Regions from separate parts of the Homo sapiens genome. Here region 2 is linked to region 1. Evidence: read pairs that join two places in POLR2A ChIA-PET (ENCODE). Cell type or tissue: A673. All regions are shown on one strand. Links, peaks and the distances in the headings refer to the core of each region. The heading gives the core; the rest is flanking DNA. Region 1 has its middle 180 kb from the start of CDKN3. Region 2 overlaps SAMD4A (sterile alpha motif domain containing 4A).

Region 1 (4,395 bases), core at 174-4,173:
CTAATCATCTATTTCCATATAATGGACAAATCAGTGTCCTTGGAACAAGCCTGGGAGTTGATGAATTAAGCTAAAGGGTTCCCCTGTTCCCTCACTCTTTCTCAGTTTTACTTTTGCCTTCCCAAATAAATCTTCCTTACAGATACATGCAATTTAGGAGTGAAGATTGAATGATCTGTGCTTACCTGAATTTATGGTTCTGCAACTTTATTTTTGCCCATTGGAACAAGCAGAAACATTTTCATGGAAACGAAACAACTGAAGCCAGAAACCTTTTGCTTTTTATTTACTTTGATAAGCAGTCGTGGGGAAAGTTCTGTCCACAAAAACTTTCCAACACCCATTTCCTAGCTCCTTGTTCATTGAACACCTACAAAAGTAGTTTCATAAACAGCGGAGATTTTCAGTAATTAGAAGGATAGCTGGCTGGGCTGATAAATCAGAGAAATAACTTGTTTGGTGTAAACCGAGCCTGTTTCTGAGGCAGAAACGTTAGGCTTTTATCCTCTGGAGTGTGATTGAAAGGGTGAGAAGTTAATTTGGCAGCCTCGCTTCTATGGTTTCATAATGTTTCTCCCCACCCCCTCCCTCCAGCCCCAGCGAAGCCCCGGGATTGCAGCGCTTTGCGCCTGCCCTCATACAAGGCAGGACCGTGACCCGAAACGGAACCCCTCTCCCCAGGGCACATTCTGAGCAGCAACAGCTTGGCTCAAGTGTTTCTTATGAACAGCCGTCGTGAGCACTTGATCTAAATCATGCCATTTCCTTCACAGCGTGGCACAGTTAACAAGTCAGTGCACCAACACAATCTACAGATGGCAGTTCAAAAGGTGCGGGTCCCCCCAGCAAGATAAAGGGCAGGCAGTTCCAGGGGGATGCTCATTACGGGAATGCAGCCGGGGGCTCCGGAGGAGTGTGAGCGCCGAACTGGGCTGCGGATGGGGGGCGGGCTCCGGGAGGGCGTGCGTCAGTCCAACTCGGAAAAGGCATGCGTGTCTTCGCAAATCAAGTCAGTGTTGGGAGAGAGATGTTATTGAAGTAAAGTGCAAACAGCTTGCAGAGAAAGGATACATTTAGCCTGGGCTGCGTCCTTCCCGATTCGGGAGAGGAGTGAGGGTGGTGACAGGGTACAGCACTTACCTTGTTCCATTTATCTGCAACTCTGGCAAGTATAAGGCAATTTCCTGAGCAAAGCCTCCAACATCAAAAGCCGTGGGGGGAGCTCCCGGCGAAGGCAGGAGTCCCCCTGGCACTGGGAAAGCGCCCTGATCCGCAGAGGGCCCCGGCCGCCTTCTAGATAGAGGCCTGCGCTCCTCGGCAAATTACATTAGTGCTAATGTCCAGCGAAGAATCTATGAGACATATTGGGCCTTTAGACTTCAAAACAAGCTTAAATTGGAACCACATTGCGGGAATACTTCTTAGCTAACATTTATATTACTTCAGTTACCAAATCCAGACTAAGTCCCCGGACTCGGCAGGGGAGGACATAATATATTAGGAAGTGAGAGGAGGGTGTTCTCTTCTGGTCTCCTTTTATGAAAATGTACAAAAACTTTCCTCGAACTAGCGAGAAAGTGACTACAAGGCCTTAAAATGTGGCTGTCCGGCGGCAGCCGGGGGGCCGCTCCCTGCCCAGGCCGGCCCCATTTGCGAGTCGGCCGCGCCTTGGGGGACAGTTGCAAGAGCCTGGAGTCAGGCTGCGGAGAGCAAGGGTCAGGTGTCAGGCAGGCAGTTACACACCTAAAGCGAGATTCCGCGGGGTGCAGCGAGCTGTCAGAGGATGAGATCTCCGGAGACCCAATCAGCCTCGCCTACACCGATCTTTGTAAGCAAATCTCTTTGGGAACCCACAAGACGGTGCTTTACCACGAATTTCAGGGCTCAGGAGAAAGGAACGCTGCTGTGCTGCTCTTTCTGAGTTCTGCTGAAGCAGCTAGTGAAGATTTTTCCTTTCTGCACTGATTTTAATGTGAACATACTGAAATGGATAACATTCCTGCAGCTCAGAAATTTCAACAGCAGGACTGCCTAACGGGGGGCAGATGGTGCCAGCGATACTACTTTTAAAGGCTGTACAGGAAGAATGCAGAGTGACTTTGAGGGGATTCTGTTGCCCAGACTGGTCTGAGGTTTACACTGGCGTAAGTGCCCCTGCCAAGCGGTTCCCCCATGAGCTCCTCTTCTCTTCCATTTTTATCACTTCACCTATCCCCATGAAAAGAGGGGGTGTAGTGGGGAAGAAATTGGAAGTAAAGCTGAAGTATCAGCTAGACAGTGTAAAGTTCAGGTTAGGTGGAGGAGGGCTTTAGTTCTAGCTGCACTTTAGGGCGCAGATTTCACAATGAGTCTCACCTATTAAGAGCCCCCAGCACCATAATCCAGGGACTGCAGCCATTGCCCTTATCAGGTTCCTGAATATCCTTTCACACAAGGAGATTTCAAAGCCGCAGAATGGAGATCAGTGGGCTCATACACTGCTATGAGCTTCAGGAATTCTCTCTCCTAAGTTTATTTTGACTTGGTATCTCCAAGAATTGGGTATGACTTTGGAGAGAAAGGATCATAATTATATATCCTGCAATTGAGCAGTATTTTGTTGTTGTTGTTTTTTGTTTTTCTTTTGAGATTAGGTCTTTTTCTGTCATCACCCAGGCTGAAGTGCGGTGGTATGATCTCGGCTCACTGCAACCTCCACACCCCAGGTTCAAGGAGTCCTCCCGCCTCAGCCTCCCAAGTAGCTGGCACTACAGGCACGTGCCACCACGCCTGGGAAATTTTTCTATTTTTTGTAGCAACGGGGTCTGACCACATTTCCCAGGGTAGTGTCCAACTCCTGGGCTCAAGCATCTGCCTGCCTTGGCCTCCCAAATTGCTGGGATTACAGATGTGAGTCACTGTGCCTGGCCTCAGTGTTTGTTGTATCAGAGGCCCACATTTGCATCCTGTATCTTTTTGATAACAATGATTTGTTATCATTAGGGGAAATTTCATTGGCCATCTCTTACTTGATTTTATTTGAATTTCCACTAGGACATACATAGAAATTATCAGTTGCTTATTGCTTGGTGTTGAAGAGGCTATCAGCTTAAAGTACCTGTGTGGACTCACTGGTGGTACTATGATGTCTAACATGCAAATTTATGAAAATTGGTCGAGTCAGGACTAACTCTTTCCTATAGAAATTAGCATAATGCTGTGATCATTGCAGGCTCTCAGAATTTTTATTGGTAATTTGAATAGCAAGTATTGACTTGCTGAGGAAAATAGAAACAAAATACTAAATGTGTTTACTACAAACCACTGTGAAGTACATATGGGGAAGACTAGAGAGAAGGGAAATTTAAAAGATAAGACAAAAGAGTAAAAGCAAAACTCAGAACTTGCATCAAGTGAGTTTTACTTTTTAAAGTATCACCTTAAGGGATTATGCATTTATACCAATCATGCTGCCATTGTTGAAAACATTCTTGGAAATGCTCATCTGAAATTACCCTCAGACCCAGTTTGCTACTCAAACTAAAGCTACTCAATAAATTAGTTAATTTGCTTTATGATGGCACTTTGCTTTTATCCATTTCCAACTCTGTTATCCACCTTGATCATTTATTTAACTGATTCAGAAGACTTCATTTCAAATGAGCTCTTCAAATATCTGAATCCACCCTCCAAGAATGAACATGGCTTTTTTCAGTGAGACCACTCATGAGAAAGAGACCTCACCTTTGAAGGCAAGTCCAGAAGTGAACAAGTATAAATGTTTTGAGCAAGGGAAGCACCACATTCTTTGTGCTATCAAAAACTATGTTTATTATATTTTGTTCATACCTTTTAGTTAATGAAAAAGCAAATAGTGAATCAAATGGAAGAATTGAAATAAAAACTTTCAGTAACCTCTGATTTCCCTCTTAGGGCCTTCTAGTATTTACTACACTGAATGTATCAGAGTTGATGTGACTTCAAAGTACAACCTTTTGTTAATAAGCACCAATTTCCACTGTATTTTTTTCTTTTCTATCATTGCCTCCCCACCAAAAAAAAAAAAAACTTTGAGAAACTTTGTGGTTGTATTGGGTTATTGTTCACCACGATTTACCTTCTGCATTCCTCTTCCTGTGGCCTGTGACTTCCCCTGCCTCCAGTATACAGCAGTGTACTTTACTGATTTGCTGACTTTGAGCTTGACCATGTGATGTGTTCTGGCCAATGGGAATGAATCGGTGTGGAACGAGCAAAAACCAGTAGAACTGTAGCCAACCCACAGCCCTCATGAATATGAGCAAGATAAATACATCTGTTGTAAGTCATTGATGTCTTGAGGTTGGTTGTTACTATAGCAAAATACAGATACACTGGATATACTTTTATAATGTATCTATACAGGCAGATAAAACT
Region 2 (4,395 bases), core at 111-4,110, 510 kb before region 1:
GCTCAGTTTTTGGGCAGAGCAAAGATGTATGTTTCTGCCTTCACATTATCACTTAAACATTTGAGCTTTTAAGAAATAAATTAGAATGCTTCTGGCAGACTTTTATTATTGCACTAATCTTTGGTATATTTCATCTGTCCTCTTTTGTCAGCCTCTATAATGGCAAAACTGGGTGTCATCCAGTAGAAAATCTATTTTAGATAACGGCTGTTTGACTTTACATTGTCATTATTTATGAAATACCTAGACAAGAAGCCAATATGTATATACTTTAAATAGAAATCAGTAAATTTCATCCACACTTAGCTTCAAATCAAGAAATCCTAAAAGGACACTACCTCAATCCTCTCATTCCATCCTATCAAAACCAATGACAACTTCCATCAACTATGAAAGCAATTTTCCACCTTTGAAGCAAATGTGTAGGCTAATTCAAGAAACGATGGGATCAACCTGGCTATTTTGAAGTCTCCTTCATACTGGGTTAACTTCTACTTTCCTGTACTGTTTCTTTTTGTATCTACCATTATACTAAACCCTTAAGTTTGTCCATGAATTTCTATCCACATAAAATGAAGATATTTCTAGAAATGAGTTTAGACAGAACTGTAGAATTTTATTATTTCACCAAGTAGGGAAAATAATGGAGTTAAGCAAGTGGCCAGGAGTGAATTTAAGCCGATATTTCTTTTTTAATGTTCCCACGTATCTGTAAAAATGCTCCAGTCACTGTGTGTAGAGAAGCGAGATAGTAGAGAAACTCAGGAAGCTAGATGACAAAAACTTGCCTCCTACCCTTTTCTTAAAAGATAACTCTCAAATTGTAAGTGCTGTTTCATCAGCTCACATGCCTATGCAGAAAGTGCTTCTGAGGTTTATGCAATACAGCATCCATCCCGCGCTTAACGGCACCACCTAGACTGCTACTGAGTGTGGGAACCAGCAAGACCATCCAAGTTTGGAACTTCAAATAGCCAGGATTTCATGACTGAGCCACCAAGACCCTCTCAGAGCATCAGTCCCAAGGAGATGGCCAGAGTCGCTGAACAAATCATCAGGGTGTCCTTTTACACCTTGTTGCTACCAGCACTTGTCAAGAAGAGCAGTGAGTCAATTGCTTGAATGGAGGTACCAAAGGATATTTTAAAACTGTGTCTACTAACTCCTGTCTTGAGCTGAACCGCAGGCCAGGTCTTCCTTCACTGCCACTGAAGCTTAAAGGCTCCCAGATAACATGGAACAGTGGCTCTCACTGATCAGGTAAGGACAGGCATCATCAGAGGATGCCTAAATCCTACGGCCAGCAGAGCCTTGCAGCCACATGCATGACTAGGATTTCTCTGAGTATGAAACCCTAAACTCTGCCTTGATCAAACAGTATTTTTTTCTTTTCTTTCTAGTTTCAGGAGAAGGGCTGTAAATAATTAGAAATGTATTATGTAGCCCTGACTAATTCTTAACTTAGCTCCTTGATAAAAGGAGGAGAACAGCAGATTCTCAGCATGGCAGTGAGGAGGGCAATTTACTGATTAGGGAATTGGTTCTTGTTTTCATTAAAGCATTCAATCTACATGTCAAATGCAACAATACACATAAATGACCATTCAAAAAAAAAACCAGAATTTGAGTTTACACTACTAATTAGATGATTTTTTTGTTGTTAATTAGGAGAAATTGGATGGTTTAGGCTCTCCTGGCTCCTTAATTATATTTGATTGAATCGCCATGTGATTCAGACAAGCTCTGGAGGCTCCACAACACCCCAATTCCCACTTTCACTTCACCTTCAGCCTCTTACCAAATTCTAAACCATCACAACCTTACCCTGTGGGTGTTGGAACATGGTGAGATTGGTACTGTGTTTGTAAAATTGATTTACTGTGGTCTGTAATTATACATAACGATTTGAATTTTTGACTTGGCACTGCATTTTTCATTTAAACCGTACCGTTCTTCTCTGCCCCAGAGAAACAGCATTTACGTAATTGCTCTCAACTCATCTACTTGGGTATTATAAATCAGTTGTGCAATAAAAGACTTCCAGAGACACAGCAAGCTCGAGGTTCCTGGCATAATTCAGCGCCCAGGACCGTTCCAGCTTAAGGACAGGAATTGAACAGCATTCATTTCTTATTGGATATGAAATGGAGAGGGCTGTCTGGAGCTACAGACCCCAGCAGCAAAAAGAACAGGCTGTGAGGGTGATCAGGAGGGCTGGGCTGAGCCCAGATGCCAGCTCAGATCCAGAGGCTGGGCTCCCTTTGCTCCTGTTTACTGCTGGTTCCCCCTCACCTGTTATACAAACTAGGTAGTGCGTGTGTGTCTGTGTGTGTGTGCGCGTGCGTGTTCATCTACATGTCTATATACCATTGACCCTCATTATTCATGGATTCTATATTTGTAAACTCACATATTGCTAAAATTCATTTGGAACCTGAGTCAATACTCGTGGCCTTTTCATGGTCATACACAGACACAAATACAGTAGCCAAAAATTCAAGTCTCCCCATGCACTTGCTCCCAGCTAAGGTGGAGCAAAGTGAAGCGCTGCTTTCTTGTTTCAGCTCTCTACTATAAACAAGTGTCCTTTTTGTGGTCTATTTAGTGCCATATTTTTCACATTGTTGTGCTTTCTGTTGACAATTTCACCATTTAAAATGGCCCCCAAGGCTGGGTGTGGTGGCTCACCCCTGTAATCCCAGCACTTTGGGAGGCCGAGGCGGGTGGATCACCTGAGGTCAGGAGTTGGACACAGACTGGCTAACATGGTGAAACCCTGTCTCTACTAAAAATACAAAAATTAGCCAGGCATGGTGTTGCATGCCTGTAATCCTAGCTACTCGGGGGGCTGAGGCAGGAGAATTGCTTGAGCCCAGGAGACAGAGGTTGCAGTAAGCCGAGATCGTGCCACTGCACTCCAGGCTGTGCAACAGAGTGAGACTCCACCTCAAAAAAAAAAAAAAAAAAAAAAAAAAAAAAAAAAAAAAAAAGGAAAAAAAGAAGGCTGTTGTGATAAGCTTCATTCAGGTATGAATTACAGTGTTCTTTGTTGTGAGTTCAACATTAATTAATCAATAATATACATTAAATAAACTATCTTTAAACAGAAACACACATAAAACAACATTATGTATTGATAAGTTGACAAAAATGTGACCGAACCTAGCCCTGTATTTTCTCTAGAAGCAATCATTCAATATTCAATAATTCAGTGTTCACAACAACTTTATAGAATGCAGTTACCCTGAATGAGTAATAGACTATCTGTACACGTAAATACAAACTCTTCACTCCACCTTCCATCTTGTGACCTACCACAGTTTTCTCCTAGACCGGTGGTTCTCAACCTTGGCTGTACACTTAACTTCCTTTGAGCCTTTTAAAAAAAAAACCCCGATGCCCAGGTCCCATTCCAGAATAAGTCACTGAGAATCCCTGCAGCAGGGTCAGAGCATTTGTACTTTTAGATGCACCTTGGTGGCTTTAATCGATAGCCAGGGTCAAGAACCACTGCACTGGGCTGCCTTCCTGCCTCAGTACTTTCCCCCAAACTTTGTCCCACATCTTGGACAGTCCAAACCTCCCTAGATTGGCTGTTGCTTCTGCTGGTCTTAATAAGATGCCTCAAAAGAATGAGCATCTTGTTTTGTTTTCATGGGGCTTTTAAAAGACAAAATTCATACCCTCACTTTTCCCATCAATGATTATCTTATTTGCTTTGGATTCCCATGCAAAATTCTGTTCAGGTTCTTTAGCTCAGGGTTGATCACTCTTGCACTGCTCTCTAGATAAAGTAAATGATATTTTGAACCAGGGTTCCAATCCAAATGATACCTGGGCAGGAATTCCTAAAGACTCCCCAGAAAAATATTTTGACTCCTGGGCAATAGTGCTTGCCTCTTGTTGTGGTCATTTTCACCCTTGTAAGTAGGAAAGAGAGGGTCAGGGGTCAGCCTCAGGCCCCATTTGAATGTGAATCAGCTGCAGAAAGCTCCAGGCACATTTTCTTTTAGTCTGGAAATTCAGCTGGTGAGAGCATAACCAACTCACAAATGGTAAAAAATTGCATTCTAGATCCATGGACAGGTAGCATTGGCATCAACTGGGATCTTGTTAGAAGGGTTGACTCTTGGGCTTCACCCCAGACCTCCTGAACCAGGAACTGCATTTTAACAAGACCCTAGGAGATTTGTATGTACATTCAAGGTTAAGATGCTCTAACTACATACGCAGCTCTTGCTGGCTGATACTTGTTCTGTTGACGTTGGGGTAGGCATCAACCAAAACAAAAACGGACTGCTGAAGGGAGAAGAATTTGGGATTTGAGTTGGAAGTCATGTGGCCCTTCTGTACTTCCGTACCTAAAGTTTTCCCCATTAGTAGATAACAAAGGCT

What was found. ChIA-PET counts read pairs that join two places held together with the same protein. Peaks named below come from ENCODE experiments on the same cell type or tissue, not always from the same donor. Only the 100,000 strongest peaks of a DNase experiment are listed, where the experiment ranks them.
Region 2: POLR2A ChIA-PET joins it to region 1 with 17 read pairs; 1 of 35 experiments calls an interaction of 5 or more read pairs at or near these places.

Annotation. Positions count from the first base shown.
Region 1 is chr14:54,216,822-54,221,216 of GRCh38, reverse strand. No RefSeq gene overlaps it. Among named protein-coding and RNA genes, the nearest start is that of CDKN3, 180 kb to the left of the region's middle. RefSeq lists an enhancer at 1-352. In A673, for the core only: no CTCF peak of the experiment used is centred there; no DNase peak of the experiment used is centred there; H3K4me3 peaks cover 292 bases.
Region 2 is chr14:54,725,762-54,730,156 of GRCh38, reverse strand. The region is part of intron 3 of SAMD4A (sterile alpha motif domain containing 4A); the gene reads right to left. Among named protein-coding and RNA genes, the nearest start is that of SAMD4A-AS1, 40 kb to the right of the region's middle. In A673, for the core only: no CTCF peak of the experiment used is centred there; a DNase peak (open chromatin) is centred at 2,036; H3K4me3 peaks cover 830 bases; H3K27ac peaks cover 1,605 bases.